Linked DNA regions of Homo sapiens: region 2 is linked to region 1. Evidence: read pairs that join two places in POLR2A ChIA-PET (ENCODE). Cell type or tissue: MCF 10A. All regions are shown on one strand. Each heading gives the region's core, and the rest is flanking DNA. Links, peaks and the distances in the headings are about the cores only. Region 1 has its middle 220 kb from the start of HACE1. Region 2 has its middle 300 kb from the start of HACE1.

What was found. Peaks named below come from ENCODE experiments on the same cell type or tissue, not always from the same donor. Only the 100,000 strongest peaks of a DNase experiment are listed, where the experiment ranks them.
Region 2: POLR2A ChIA-PET joins it to region 1 with 5 read pairs; 2 of 35 experiments call an interaction of 5 or more read pairs at or near these places.

What each region holds. Positions count from the first base shown.
Region 1 is chr6:104,635,164-104,643,722 of GRCh38, reverse strand. No RefSeq gene overlaps it. Among named protein-coding and RNA genes, the nearest start is that of HACE1, 220 kb to the left of the region's middle. In MCF 10A, for the core only: no CTCF peak of the experiment used is centred there; a DNase peak (open chromatin) is centred at 3,852.
Region 2 is chr6:104,560,628-104,569,186 of GRCh38, reverse strand. No RefSeq gene overlaps it. Among named protein-coding and RNA genes, the nearest start is that of HACE1, 300 kb to the left of the region's middle. In MCF 10A, for the core only: no CTCF peak of the experiment used is centred there; no DNase peak of the experiment used is centred there.

The DNA.
Region 1 (8,559 bases), core at 1,512-5,511:
TCAGATAAGAGAAAAGCAATTTGTTTTTATTGAATGGAACAAATGTTTGTTTCTTAGATAATTTTTTTATTGTTGTTTTTCAGGTCTGCTTATTTTTTGGTATGGAAGGCATTATATATAGCCAAAATGGTGTTGCATCAAAATTATCCTTCATCAATTTGTTTTACATCACTTATTTTTAATTGATGCTGGCAGCGCCCAGGTTCCTCCTGGGTAAATTTGTTTTGCTGATTTAAGTATTTGGAGATTGTTACATGGAGTCTGGAGAGCACTACAAATTCTAAGTCTGTAGTCGAGGAGGCTATGGTTTATAGAAAAACAGGACAGTCAAAAATTATATTGTTTTATCAAAGACTTTATAAGTTAGGGAGAAAATTGACTTTCATAGTACAAGTTTACATACCTATTTTTTTCTTCCCCTCAGAATGGTGTTACAGACTGTACCATTTAACTTGCTTCATAAGGAGAGAGATTTTTCTATGATTTACAAGGCAGTCTCATAAAAAGTTAACTAAATTACATAGTTTAAGGGATGTTGGGTTTGGGGATTTTGAGGGGCCAGTTAGTCCATTCCATCTTTCCTCTGAGTTCTGTGTCTATTGACACAGGAAATAGACACTGAGACTAGAACACAGAAATAGACATAGGAATTTTATGATGACTAAAACTGAAGAATGTGGCTTTGATATGGGGCCAAAATGGGCTTCCTATTCCCCTTCTCCATAAGTTTAATTGGTGGGATCCTCGTGGGAGATGTGTTGGTCCTGCAGAGTGATATTCCTCTCGCCATCTTCTTGAAGGACTATGGCCTGACCTACACCCATTGTGCTCAGAGAACCTAAGTGAGAGGCCATTTGTGGATAACAATCATGAGCCCCCTAATTCACCCAACAGAGAAAACTGGAACAATGGATGTCAGACTCTCAGCACAACACAGAAAAATTGCTACTCCTGTGAGAAGGAGGATCCAGGTAGTCACAGTGTCCATGTAATCTTTCTGTTAGAGCAGAAGTTCTTAGCTTCTGAGCCAGCAGCAATGTAAGAATGTGAAAGGAAGTTTCCCCTTACATTCTAGGAAACTCAACTACTTACTTCCAAACTAAGTGCCACACTGCACAAAGTTTTACATTTAGACATGAATACCTTTGGGCTAAATATTCCCATTTTTATCCTTGTGATCCATTTAACATGAATTAATGGAGAGAAGGGCAGTCACAGATAGAGTGAGAATCACCATACTGTGCTATTGTGAGTAGTGCCACAATAAACATACGTGTGCATGTGTCTTTATATCAGCATGATTTATATTCCTTTGGGCATATACCCAGTAATGGGAAGGCTGGGTCAAATGGTATTTCTAGTTCTAGATCCTTGAGGAATCACCACCCTGTCTTCCACATAGCAAAGACTTGGAACCAACCCAAATGTCCAACAGTGATAGACTGGATTAAGAAAATGTGGCACATATACACCATGGAATACTATGCAGCCATAAAAAAGGATGAGTTCATGTCCTTTGTAGGGACATGGATGAAGCTGGAAACCATCATTCTCAGCAAACTGTCACAGGGAAAAAAAACCAAACACCGCATGTTCTCACTCATGGGTGGGAATTGAACAATGAGAACACATGGACACAGGAAGGGGAACATCACACACTGGGGCCTGTTGTGGGGTGGGGGGAGGTGGGAGGGATAGCATTAGGAGATATACCTAATGTAAATGACGAGTTAATGGGTGCAGCACACCAACATGGCACATGTATATATATGTAACAAACCTGCACGTTGTGCACATGTACCCTAGAACTTAAAGTATAATAATAAAATATATATATATAAAGAAACTTGGCAAAAAAAAAAAAAGAATCACCATACTGTGTGTTTATTAGCTTTTTCACATGTTGGGAGAAGATAATGTAGCAGGAGATATAGATTGTTCGCCCTTTTCTTTCCTTCCTGTTTCCCACTCTTCTACTTCTCTTCTGGCTGTAATGCTGAGGCAGGTAGCAAATCCGCTACCTTCTGGGTCCTCTAGCCCTAATTCAAAGCTCATTTCTGTGACCTAGTTATTGGGTCTTGTTATGGTGAGGCTTTTGATTCTTGCCCTGATTGAATAGTTGCCCATGATTTAAAAAAAGAGGCAAAGGCACTGAAAAAAAAAAAAAACTGTGATGAAAAGGCCATTTTATAAACTTACCTGTTGCCAACATTTTATTTAATGAAACATGATCTGGTGGCTACACAAAGCACTTATTAATGATAATCAGCCAAACTCAGACTTATCCTGTGTTTCCTAGCTGGTCTCCTGGCCCCCTTCAAATCTTCTTCCACAGTCCACCAGGAAAAGCTACCAAATGATATGGAAAAACTATCATAAAGTTCAGAATAGTGGTTACTTTGGGGTAGGTGAGTGAGTGTGGGCAGTTGTAGAATTTGGGGAAGTCTTATGGGGACATCAGAGGCACTGGTAGATTTTTTAAAGTTGGGTGGTGTATTAGGCTGTTCTTGGGTTGCTATGAAGAAATACCTGAGACTGGGTAATTTATAAAGAAAAGAGGCTTAACTGATTCGTGGTTCTGCAGGCTGTCTAGGAAACATGGCTTCTGGTAAGGCTTCAGGAAGCTTTTACTTATGGCAGAAGGTGCGTTGGGAGCTTCTATGTCACATGGCGAAATCAGGAGCAAGAGAGGGTGGGAGGGGAGGTGCTGCACACCTTTAAATGACCAGATCTTGTGTGAACTCAGAGCGAGAGCTTTACTTGCACCAAGGGGATGGCCCAAGCCATTCATGAGGAATCTGTTCCCATGATCCAAATCCCTCCCACCAGGCCCCACCTCCAACGTTGGAGATTAAAATTCAGTATGAGATCTGGAGGGGAGAAACGTCCAAACTCTATCAGATAGTAAGTATACACATTCATTTTACTGGTACTTTTCTACATTTCACAAATATTATTTATATCTTTTACACATATTTTAAAATAAAAAATATTTTATAATTTAAAATTATGAAAATGATTTTAGAAATAATCCAGATTGCTTTTCTTCTTGGCTCTCTGAAGCCTCTGTTCACCAGCCTCTAGAAGTATGAATTTAAAAACTTCCTTATTAATCCACATATGCCTAGCATATGAGGCTCTACCCGTCAGTACTCTGGTTGCAAGTGACAGAAATCCAACTCAAATTATTTGAGCTCTCCGCCAACTCAAAGAAAAAAAGAAAAAAAGGAGAAATTGTTGACTTACATAACAAAGAAGGACAGGTGTGCAGTTAATTTTGGGTCTGGCCACACTCAGGAACTCAACAACGTTAGTTCTCTCTTTTTTTTCTCTCAGCTATGTTTCTCTTTGCATGCTGGCTTTGATTTCTCTTACTACAGATAACTTAATCCATCTGGCCAGGCAAGATAGTCACATGCAGCTCCAGCTCACATTGTTCTTATAACTCGGGGTCGTAGAAGTAAATAAAGGATCTTTCCTGATAGCCAGGGCTAGCAACATAAGTTGTGGGGTCCCATGTTCAAAAAGCAGGAAAAAAGTGTACTAAATATACTAAACTGGAAAGTTTTTTCTTTTCTCCTGTATTCTTTTAGTTTGTCATGGTGTTTAAAAAATTTCCCATTGAATATCTATGTAAAGAAAAATTAAAAATTTAAATTATGAACATGAATCTTACCATTTATATTGTGTGGTGCCAGTTTCCAATGCAAATATAAGAGCCTTTAATTCATATATGGAATCACTGAAGTTACACAATTTATATTTGGCATATGTATTTTGTTCTTACTAGAACAGTGGAAATGATTGCAAAACTAACTTAACTGTTTATGTTTCACTTCCTGATGCACTTACAGCTACCAGTGCTCTTCAGCTTACTGATGAGTAAGGAAGGACTGAAAGGGAAAGGAACTATGGGTGGCCCTATCTTTCTCTCTTCTGCTATGCCATGATTTTCAGTGAGCTTGTCTAATAAAGAGAAGTAACACAAGTGAGAAAAGGATATGATAAAGTTATTTGTAGTTGTTTCTTAAAACACCATTGCTTGTCTTCTGCATTGGAAGCAAGTTCTGGTTTGAATGGAAGACATGACCCTCTTGGGGCTGTCAGCACCACCATTTATTCAGTTTTAAATATAACATATTTATTTGCACTCACTTCACGTCTTGTGGTACTTCCATGCAAAGTGAGTCTACTGGACTGCTGTGCTCACAGGGTGTCATAAATGCTATATTGCAAGTGAGGTGTGTATTTCTTTGCTCATGTGCATTCCCTATTGTCCCATTGGACATCACTTACAAAACATAAGATCCAAGCTGAAATTATTGAGAATTTCAAAATGGCATCAGCTGAGCAGTGAACCAAGTGCAAGACTCTTGTAAGCACAGGGGCTTTGCAACTAACAGGTCACATGCATGAAGCTGGACCAGCTGATAATCCTGATGGGGATTCTGATTGTCCCAGTTTGGGTCATGCGTCTATGCGTGATCCTTTTATTTGATCTAAGTGTATATGGAGCACTCAGATTGGCCAGGCCTGGCTCACTTGCCCACAGCTGGAGCTGAAAGCAGGGTGTTATCAGCCTCCTCAACTAGGAGGAGTAGGGGAGTGCTTCCTCAAAAAAATTAACAATGGGCAGACAACATATGTTTACTGTCAGGGGCCTTACATCTGCCCCTTCCTGCCCTTCACTTTCATTTCCTGCCAGTATTTTAATCCTCAAACATTTCACATGATTGTTTCTAGGACTCTTTTTTGATTGTTCCTAAGATAACCGGGTTCTTGTATGACTGTGCTGTTGTACATGCTGTTCCTTCTTGGAACGTATTTCCTCATCTCCTGGAAGACTAACAATTCTTTGGCACTCAGTTCAAATTCAGTTCATCCCTGGGGTCTTCTCTGACTTCCTCAGGCATAATAGTTACTCAGATCTTAAATACTTACAGTTTTTTAATTTGTTTTTTTTTGAGTCACAGCAATTTATTGCTTCTATTTCAAAGTATCTGTTTTCTTGTCTACTCCCTGGACCACCCCCCACTCCCACCACCACTGGTCTCTGGGCTCCTTGAGAGCGGGAACTGCGTCTTATCCTTTTTAAAAATCAATGCCCAGGGTAAAGCAAATGCCTGTTACATAACAGGTACATGTCTGTTGAATAAAGAAATGAAAGGGTGTCATCAAATAGTGTTTTCAAGTTACTGTCTCTAACATTAATCCTGTATCCTAGATGAATCACATATTTAGAATATCATTGGGAGCATCAGATAATTTTCAGATTCTTCTTTCTCAAGCACTGGGCTGTCTTCTGATTAAACTGAAGTATTTCTTGGTTAAAACTCTGAGAGGAAACTAGTTAAATGTACAACTCAGAAAAGTAATTTTTGAATTCAAATAAATCTCCAAGAGTCTATTTCCTAAGATGAAGCATACTGTCTAAGGGTTGGTCCTTGGATACTAGATGAGACGTCAAGATGCGTACTCTCTGCAGACAGGCAGAGGAGGTTGTTTCCCACCTTGCCCACTAAGCAGATCAGCCTGGGCTTTCGGGAACTCAGCAGCTACACTGTCATGAATATGAGACCCGCCATATATCACTTTTTGTCTTGATGTTCTTTCTCATATAATATGCTTTTTTTTTGTATTAGTGCCATCTAGGGGGTGTGAGAAAACACATATGAACCTGTGTTTTCCTTGAGACCCTCTTTCCAGACACTGCATGGTTAGAAGCTCCAGTCCAGCACATGCCAACATGAAAGAACTGCTGCTCAAAATTCTGCCTTTGGAAAATGTTCTGCAGGGAAGGAGCAGCCATTGGAACTGTGGGGGCAATTTTCCTTATGTGAGAAACGGGGTTAAACTGAGAGTTTGGAAGATCTTCTGAAACTGACTATATAACTCCTGGGTTCTAATAGAAAGGATTAAAAAAATGGATCTAAGTTATGCAAGAAGAAAGAGGCAAAAAACAGAATGACATAATAAAAATCAACTGATTAGCCATAAGATAATGGTATATGTGTGAATTAGGCTGAAGAGTGAAAACATCAAAAAGAAATATGACAATTCAGAATTGAGGAAGGGAAGAAAAAATCTTTATTGTCACAGTATCTGTTCTGCTTAGCAAAATCTTGATCTATTTCTTTCTACTGTACTTTAGGTTTAATCTGTAAATCTTGGCTGCTTTCTGAGGAAATGAAACATACAGATCATTTTATACAGTTCTACTTAAAATATTGTTTTATCTGGATAAATCACACTACTAGCCATTATTTGCAGTTTGACATCACATTAAAGTGCAGAAAAAGCTCCACATTTTGAACTTATTTTTCAGTGCATCATAATGGTAAAAACAAGCTGATAAACCCTTAAATATAAACTAAACTAAATGGAGTTTATAATTAAAAGACTGCCGGAATTTTAAAAACATAAAAATCAAGCTGGTCTTGTCTCTGCTCCCATATCTCTAGTCCTGAATACTTTTTTTTTTGCTAGTTTATTGATTCATAAACTGTTCACTATCCATCATACCTATAGGAAAACTGTAAACCATGATTAATGCACCCTGTAAACATTCTATTTGATTGGTCAGGATGCTGTACCCTCATAGAAAAATTAATCACTTAAATCAATATCAAATTGAGATCTATGGTTAGGATATTTTAAAAGCCGCTGCCTCTAATCATTATTTGGTGATTTTTCTAGTCCTGAAAGAAGATGAATGTTGTATCAGCTAATGACATCTGATTCAGGGCATCTTGTAAATAGCCCCAAGGAGAGAAAGTCCACTAAAGGATGTTGTTTTAAAGGGAAAGGAATGAATATGACAAAAAAACATTCAGAGGTGCCAAAAAAAATTGGTCGTAAGTTGATAGTAATGAATGTAAGTTTTCGTCTTACATGGCAACAATATAATCTATCACCTTCCAGACCCTTCTCAGATGAAAAGCCTAATTGGCCTTGGAGGTAACTTCCACTAAATGTAGTGTCAGAATAACAGGTGGTTAGAAATGTGTTAAATAGTACACTACTTAAATTGGTGCCCATACATTTTCAAAATTTTAAAACTTACTATTAAATAAATGATTGCATACATTTGAATAAAACCATGGCTTTTTTTTTTTTTAGATAGAATTTTGCTCTGTTGCCTAGCAGTGATCTCGGTTCACTGCAACCTCTGCCTCCTGTGTTTAAGCAATTCTCCGGCCTCATTCTCCCAAGTGGCTGGGACTACAGGCATGTGCCACCATGTCCGACTAATTTTGGTATAGTAGAGATGGGGCTTCGCCATATTGGTCAGGCTGGTATCGAAGTCCCAAACTTAAGTGATCCGTCTGCCTCAGCCTTCCAAAGTGCTGGGATTACAGGCATGAGCCACCGTGCCTGGCCTTTTTTTTTTCCTTTTTTGTAAAATGGAGACACCCTAAATTCAAATACAATAAAAAACTCTCCATTCCTGACTTTGTGCTGTTCTGTATTCTTAAGTCTCCATTGACTTAAGTTGGTAATTAAAGTAAAACTCACTTTTTAACCTTTTGATACTTTATACAATAAAAAGAGAATTCTTGGGTGAAAAAAAGTTGAGTTGAACCACTGAACACTCAAAGGCTTTGTGTATCCATGTGAATGTTGAGTACATACAATCAAGTAAATATTACAACTTTGTCCTACTATGATTAAATGTAGCATATACATGAACACCAGGCATGAACAAACATTTTTTACTTTCAAGTTTGGCCATCATTTAGCCTGGTCTTTATGTTTTGGAATTCTGTATTTCAAGTCATTCCTTCATTTATACAATAACACGTGAGTCCCTGCTGTGTATAAGACTATTCTTTTTCTAGAAAATACGTTTCAGAGGAGGATGAATTACCTAATTCCACTTGATTCTGAATGCAGAATACTGGTTCCCAGGTATATTGATACTAACAGGAAAAAGGATTCTGTGCTGTACTGATTTTGCAAAAATACCTGGTAAAAGCTAAGGTAAGGTAAACGTGTTTCTCTAACATATCATTTCTTAGAGCCTACAGTATGACTGGGGTACATTTTGACTCTCTGAGAAGGAGATATGGTACTTAGCATTGCCATAAGTGTTTTGAACATATGAAACTCTGCACAATGGAATCCTTGACCGTAGGATGGAGGAATGTATTACCCAAAACCAATTTTCCTATTTGTGAAGGTCACTGTCTCCCTCAGAGGAGGGTAAAACCTGAATTATGAGTGAGGAAAGGGACATCTGCCTATTAAGCCAGCACCCCTAGCCTGGACCCCAAAGTGTTTTCCCTATTCATAGGATGATACACATGGATGATACAGACAGGTATTCTGAATAGCACAAAGTCAGGAATGGAAGAGGCTGGGTGAGGTGGAAGGGGACCCTTCCTCCATGTTACAGTTTGCGCTGTCCTTTCAGTTTCATAGAATTTATTCTGTAGTATTTACATTGTATCAATTTTTTATATTGACCTATCAACTGATGATTAATGCATAAAAGAAGGAATGGTGAGGGCAAACCAGGGCCTGATCCTAATGGAGAAGCTGATGGCCAATTTCTTTGGT
Region 2 (8,559 bases), core at 1,783-5,782, 75 kb after region 1:
CCCAGCACTTTGAGAATCTGAAGTGGAATGATTGCTTGGGGCCAGGAGTTCAGGACCAGCCTGGACCACATAGGGAGATCCCATCTCTACAGAAAACTTAAAAATTAGCCAGGCATGGTGGTACCTGGATATAGTCCCAGCTGCCCTAGAGGCTGAGGCAGGAGGATTGCTTGAGCCGAAGAGTTCGAGGCTACAGTAAGCTATGATGGTACTACTGCACTCCAGTCTGCGTGACACAGCAAGACCCCATCTCTATTTTTTTAAAACGTATACATTTATTGTGTACAACATGATGTTTTGAAATATGTATACATTGTAGAATAGCTCAGTTGAGCTAATTGACATATGTTGAACAGTAACTGGATATTTGTGAGTGTTAGGTAATGACTATGAATTCTAATGTAATAATGGTATCGGGTAAAAATTTTTGGAATCCTGCAATATTTATGGATGAATTGATAATATGAGATTTACTTCAGTAATCTGGGACTTGGAGCATTGGTGTGTTATAGATAAAACAAGATTGACCAGAACTATTGCAGGAAGGTGGTGCCTATGTAGAGGTTTATGCTATTCTTTCATCTTTTATGTGTTTGAAACTTTCCATAATAAAAAGTAAACATGTAAATTATAAAAAGAAAATAAAAAACAAAAATAGAAAGTTCCATTAAAAACAATTAAGTGTTCTTTCCATTTAGTGGTAATTATTCTTAAGGACTGTTAGGTCAGAATTTTTGATAAAATCTTATGATTACCAAATTTCCTTTTCATCATTCCTTCATATATTTTCAACCTTTTTCCTCAGTCTTTTTCATCATTCCTTCATATATTTTTTTCCCAAACTGAATTAGCTGATGAACTCTGTAGTTCTTGTACTGATGTCTTAATATGCATCAAAAGAGAAAACTTGGAACTTTTCTGCTTACCTTTCATATTAAATTTAACATAAATATAAGAAATAAAAGAACATCAGACATTGCACTTCACAGAGGCAGATGAGTGTAAAGCTCCTGTTGGGGTTAACATTCCTCCCCACCACCCCATTAAGTTTTCCCTATCACCTACCCACAGAAGGTAGGTATAAACCCTTTGCACCCTGCCTCTCCATTCCTGAAAGACCGTACCCAATGTCTGCTCTTGACCAGGGAACCCGCTGGTTGCAATGAGAGTTCCAGGTAGGTAAGCTGCTGGCCTTTGATCCCTTCCTCACCTTGTGACCACAGGCTTATGTATGGATCTGAGCTATTCCCTGTGACTCTGACTGACCACTTGGGGTTCCTATGGTTGGGTTATCTGCAAAATCCCCATCCATTTTCCTTCTTTTTGTGTACTGGTGCTACCACCTAAGATTTTATCAGAGTGGACAGGGCCTGTGGTTGGGGCAAGAAATTGAGGGCCCAACTCTGCTTGAAAACTTAATGATTTTGGATGGGTCACTTGACCTCTGTCTTCAGCTTCTTGTCTTAAAATCAGGTGTAATATTTACTTGTTCCCATGGTTGCTGTAGGGCCTAGTGACATAACTGATATATTAATAAAAGCCGAAAAGTGGTAGGATGGAATTTCACACCAAAACATGCTGTATAAAATGTTCACATGGGAAATGAATTTACTATTGAAAAAAATCTATGAATATTCCCTACAGTTTTAAAGAAAATAAGTGCATCCTTCTAGGTTAATTATCTTGCTGAGAGGAAATAAATTATAGATCCCCAAGGCCCAAATGGTTTTGCCTAGATTAGAAGACTCTACCTACTCTCCCAAAAAAGATAAATTATGTTCTTAATAATTATGAATTATAATTAAAATTGAATTTTGCCAGAGGACTCTGGTGAAATGTTGGTCTTTTAGAAATGAATTTCTTCCTGAAGTCTTAGAAAATTAATAAATATAACTAGCAGAGGGGCTAGAAGTTCTAAATATTTAATTGAAAATATTTATTGTATTTTGTTTTCATTAATATTATATAAATTTGATAAAAGTGACTATTTTTGGTTGAGCTTAGTTTATTTGCATATTTAATAGAAGGCATAATTTTATTCTATTATTGACAAATTTTGACCACAGAATTAAAAAAATAATAATATCTGTACCATATCCCTTATTTTATTTGAGAAAATACAAAACTACATTACTTTCAAATACTGAGGTTTTTCTTATATATACAGTGAAAACCTCCTCATACAAACTTCTTTACATAAGGCCTGTAAGACTTAAGTTTACATATAACTTAAAAAAATACTTCTTTTTAGTATTGTTGATATTCCTTAAATAGTTCTCGACTTCTTCCACTGAAGTAGCATGCTCTAAATAAACACAAACATGCAGGTGATGCCCTTTTTTCAGGCTTTGGTTTTCTTTTGACCTGGATCAAAGCCAAGCAAAAGGAAATTGTAAAAGTTCTGACCTTTGATGGTGATGACTGTATTAGAATGTCATCTCTGACTGTATATGAGGCTAGCCTTGGCTGCAAATCGGTGCCCATGAGAGTGGCTGAGGCTTTACTGTTAGCGGTTAGGTTTTAGGCAAAAGAGAAAATGGATATCTTGGGTTGGCTGCAAGACAAAGAAAAAAAAAAGAAGAAATGTTACCAGGTGGCACTGAATTGCATCACGCTGCATATCTTTTACTAGATTTTTGTGGCTATCAAAATTCTGTAAGTGAGTATGATGCACCTGGTTAAGATCTTCTGTAAGATGGCTGAATGTGCTATGAGTCAGTATGATCAGCACATTTAGGATGTTTTGCTTACAGAATATCTCATGGGCTTTAGGGAAATGATGATGGTCAAAATCGCTTTTGTGTTTTATGGGCACATACAATATTATCACTATCTAAAATCACCTTTTTTTGTTGCTGTTGTTGCTTAAGTCTTTGTCTCTTTTTCTTCCACTGTTATGTAAACTTTAAGAGAGCAGGGACTTTTATCTACTGCTGGATGCCTGGTGCCTAAAACAGACTGGTTCAGTAAATATTTATTGACTGACTGCCACTAGGGGTAATTACATATTTGGACTGTATACTAGAGTGAGGTAGAGTGAGGTAGGCATTACCAATAATACAGAGATAAACATAGGGTCAACTTAAAAAACATAGGGTAAAACTTAAAACAATTCTTAGTGAACTATGAGACTACACTCAAGAAAGAGTGCAGAAGAGATTCTTTTCATGAACTATGTTTGCAATAGACAAGTTCACAGCTTGAAAATTTTCTTAGTAGATGGAAGACGAGAAGGACAAAGTTTGGAAGGAAGTGGTTTGGCAGATGAATAGACAACCCATAATCAGATATACAGGGCAAAAAGGAAGTGTCTAAGGAGAAGGGAATGACTGGAGAGTGGAAGAAGAGGGAAGCAGGATAGAAAGCTCAATCTGAGTTAAGGAAACTTTGAAAGGCCAATTCCCAGAAGCACCATGATGGGATGATGTTGACCAACCAGGCCAGAAACTTAATTTTGATTTTGAAGGCAATACAAAATCAAAGGAGAGCTTTAGATATGTAAAATCATTACAGCAGAGGATTACTTTGTAGGCAATATTTGAAACTGATTTTAAAAATGAGGGAGAAGAGTGTGATTATCATCATAGAAAGTATGTTTTTTATATGTAAGGACCACATTAACCTGTATTGCAAAGTTAGGTTATTATTTCAGTCCTGATACATCACCAGAAGCTGAAAAAGTTGCTTCAACAACAAATGTGAAATGGCTGTGTTGGGCAACCACAGGTATTAAATCCGGGAAATAGAAATTGGCTATCTTTCAATATTTGTAATGAAAAATATAACTATTTTCCTTTACTTTTTCCAATCTTAATAAATCTTTACTCTAACTTCTTTTTAAGACATTTTTTATACATCTACTTCCTTTGCAAGTTTTCAATTCGTGTGTAAGACCGAAAGTATTTGAATTAAGTTTCTCTGGGGGATGATTTGAAAAAAGGAATCAAATACAACTGTTTTTTTGGCAGTATACTACTTTGGTCCTCTGATAGCTTTGTATTATCCCTTTTTTAGATTGAATTTCTTTTTAGACCAGGGACTGAGTGTAAAATCTAAATGAGGAAAAACATTTTTTAAAGCATGATAGTGTATGCATTGTAAATATAATTATATATTGTGAACCAAGACAATAGGCTTTTGATTATTTAACCTCTTTCAATGTGCAGCAATGAACTAAGAGCTACTATTTAATGGGTTTCTATATATGAGGGTTTTGCATACCTAATTTCCAGTCCTCGCAGCAGTTTAAGGAAGTACTCTGGGCCTCAGTGTTTAGACCTGTCTTCTCTTACCACCCTTTTCTTAGAATTTGGATAAACTGTGGGTCACATTAATACCTCTTAAATTATACTTTAGAATGTAAAAACCCAGTATACCATTCAGAGTCTACACTATATACTATACATGTAAAATATTAATAACTATTATCATTTATTTAGCTACACGTATGCATTATGCTAAGTGCTTGACATGCTTGACATGAATTATCAGTTTGAATTCTCCTTCGCAATCTGGGATGGTCAACATATTATGGGATGATGACAACTGGTTCTCGCAAGTTCGTGCAGCTGGGTCCTGAAACCTCTCTGACTTCAGATTCATACTCTGAGCCCTAGGATAGATTGCTTTCCATCACAGCTGTTGTTCTACTTGATTTGTTTGGTAAAGGTTCTTTCTATCTAGAATCTTTTAACGGGAGCTGAGCCATCATCTAGTCTGAGCCTTTCATGTAGTAAATGAGAAAACAGTGATTTGGAGAGGATAGGTGGCCACCAAATGTCACCTAGAGACAGCTCTGGGAATGAAACAAAGGTTTTCTCACCTCCTGTCCTGACATCTTCTGTCTCTACACTGTTTTTCTCCTGTCTTTAAGTTGGTTAGAAATGAAGCAGTCTTAGGATTATAATTTTTTCTTAAAATAGTGAATCAGTGTAAAACTACAAGCGACCAGCATTATTTAAAGACTGTTAAATGAGGTCAACGTGTCCAATTTTGCATTCCAATCACAGAGGCATGGATTCAGTATGCAGTCCGAGGCCAGGCATTCAACCTGTACAGCAGCCCTCAAAGGGTGGAAAGTAAAGGGAGACCATCAACATCAGACAATTTGTACAATATTTTCCCTGAATTTTGAGACATGGCAAGAGATTGGTTCTGTAGCTTTTCAGGTTCCTGACTGCCCCCCATTAAGGCTTTAGCATTTGCTTCTGAATTAAGCAACCACTGAATGATGCTTTATTGACAAAAGTGGCCAATCTGCTGAAACAGAGGAGTGTAAAGGATATTAATAGTTGCGTAGATACAAGAGGGACTGTACACATGTGGGCATTCACTGTCCTTACCTTAGGCTGCTTTCATAGCTGCATACTACACATGTACAGAGTTGCAAAATATAACAGTTTAACACGTATTTCAAGTAACGTTTTGTGTAGACTCAGCTAATTTCTTTTTATGTTGAATAGGACTGTTGGCAAAATGTTATCACTAAAGACTGTTTTAAAAACAGGGTTAATACAAAAACTCAAGAAATATAACTGAGGAGTATATTTATTAGTAATCTTCAGGAAGTGTCACTACTACCATATTCCTGCTGCATAGTGGGCATATTTTTCATTTTGCTTTAACTCTAATTAAGAAAACATTCTTCCAGTAGTCGAGAATACAGAAAATGTAGCACAGAGTCAGAGAGCATGGCATTGTGGATTCTGGGCATTCCTGAGTAAATAAGTGAAACATGCAGCATCTTATAGTTCTTTGCTCTTTAAAAATGCAGTGGCAGAGGTCTGCGCATTTGAGGTAACTTGTAACATATATGGAGATGAAATCAATGTCAGCTTAGACCAACAAGGACAAACACAGTGTGCGACACACAGAGGAGGCTCAGCTAAGACAAAGAGAAAAAAAATTAATTAATACCAAATCTGAACAGATATTTCCTTTAGCTACTCTTAAAGAATGGTTTTTACCAGTTTTTTGGCTAAGATGATCAGGAAATGGATAGCAGACACTCACTGTAAAAATTTTATTCATTTTTTGGTGTTAATTAGTGCTAACACATAAGTGAGTATAATTCTTATAACTGTCTGGGCTCAATCCTTCTTAGCAAGGCTGTCAGTAGTCTACTGACTCTGTGAAAGAATTCCTGCAGGAAAGGTGAGAGGCGGACTTGTCTTGGTCCCTACTTGATTATTCAGGTCAAGACTCTAATGTCTAAAGTGGCAACCTAACCTAGGGTTGGCAATGACCCATATACCATTTATATTTATGTGAATGTGCTACACATTATAAACGCAAACATTTTGGATCCAAACAGCTTAAAATTTCTTTGCAAGTAAAAAGATACAAGGATCTTTTTATTCTCTTCATTATACTGGAGGGATATCTTTTATCATTCATTATTGCCTCATGTTTTCCCAGTTTTCTTATTTTCATCTGTGCATCTATATTTATATCGCTTCTCATTATGACTTTTACAGATACAGTCTTGACTCTAAATTATTCTTAAATATTCTATGTATTTTAAAATATGTGTCATGTTACTCTTTAAGTACCTTCTTTTTCCTGAGTTTCACGGCAATCAAAGACAAAGAAAATGATGTCTGACCTGCTGTATATATCAAAACACAATATTCAGTTGGATACAAATTCGTTACTACCTTCATTTACTTTTGAAAACATGACAGAGGTTTAAGTATAAGGCATTAGTATGTTGTGGGAGATTGCTGTGTCTTCCATAGTCTACCCTGCTCTTCCTTGGCTCACGGCAGCCTAGCTAGAGAAGCTGGGAGTGGTCACTTGACTAAGTTCTCACCGAAATGTGATTGAAAGATGTGTATGACTTCCATCTCACTTGCTTGAAAGAAAGTTGCTTGTCTTGGATGCTTTCCCTTTCCCATTCATGCAAGCTGGAATCTGGATGTAACTCTTCTTGACTTCGACTTGCAATGAGGACAATGGATAATGTTTTCAAATTTCCCATGGATATTAATGTTTGGGATTCAGGATGAAGTTACCTCAGGAATTCCCCGAGTCACAAGTTATTCTATATTTTTAAAATCACACTTTGTGTGTTTTTAAATTTAGTGGGTGATCATAATAATAACAACCAAAAGTATATATTTTTAATGATAAGGTTATGCTAAAAGCTTCAGAGATTTTTTTGTTAAGAAGACATGATGATAAATACATGATTTATTATTACCATGAGCCAATATGTAGTGACAAGATTTTATACTTCTGTAGCTTATAGAAATAATCTTTACCTGATATAGACCCTGATAATGGAAAATGTTAAAAAAGGAATATTGATACAATAATAATTCCAAATCAAAATTATCAAAAAGAAAAGATATGACCACAAATATTTGAGATTTAAAAATATTTTAAAACACACAAAGCACCAACTGTCCTGATAGTCTTACAGTTTGTTTTGTGATAAATACTGAAGTTACAAAAACTTTTCTTTCATATTGTATTGACATTGTTTGAATGATTAAAATTTCATCCAAAAGCATCTTCAGTTTGATTTTTAGGGTACATGTGGCTTCACATAAGCTCATATGCTTTTTTTTTTTTATTATTATACTTTAAGTTCTGGGATACATGTGCGCAGACCGTGCAGGTTTGTTACATAGGTATACACGTGCCATGGTGGTTTGCTGCACCCATCAACCCGTCATCTACATTAGGTATTTCTCCTAATGCTATCCCTCCCCTAGCCCTGCCACAACAGGCCCCAGTGTGTGATGTTCCCCTCCCTGTGTCCATGTGTTCTCATTGTTCAACTCCCACTTAGCTCATTTGCTTTGTTAAGTGATTAAAATATTTGGCGGCCTTGCCCTGGTTTTAGTTTTGCTTTGAAATGGAGTTGCTTTTTCTAATTCAAACTTTAGATCAGTTTCTGATTTCATGTTGGAGTATTGCGTTTTGTTTTTTTTTTTTGAGACAGAGTCTTGCTCTGTAGCCCAGGCTGGAGTGCAGTGGCACGATCTCGGCTCACTGCAAGCTCCGCCTCCCGGGTTCACGCCATTCTCCTGCCTCAGCCTCCCTAGTAGCTGGGACGACAGGTGCCCGCCACCGTGCCTGGCTAATTTTTTTTTTTTTTTTTTTTGCATTTTTAGTAGAGACAGTGTTTCACCGTGTTAGCCAGGATGGTCTCGATCTCCTGACCTCGTGATCCGGCCGCCTCGGCCTCCCAAAGTGCTGGGATTACAGGTGTGAGCCACCGAGCCTGGCCTCATGTTGGAGTATTTCACAACATTCATATCTTTTTCTCTTTGCATTTTTTCTGTTAACATAATTATAAAGAATTTTAGCCTATAAGGAAGACTCAAACACTGGCATATGCCAATGAACATTATTTGAGTAGTAGTAGAATAATATAACATTGAGCTCTCCCTGCAAGCTTCAGAACTATTACATTAAATCACATGTTGAAATTGCCAAATTAAGGAATTATTTTGCTACTAAAACTTGTTATTTCTTCTAATATCATCCATAAGATTTGTACTATGTATATAAACTGATTAATATTTATTTTATTTGCAGAAATGACTCATT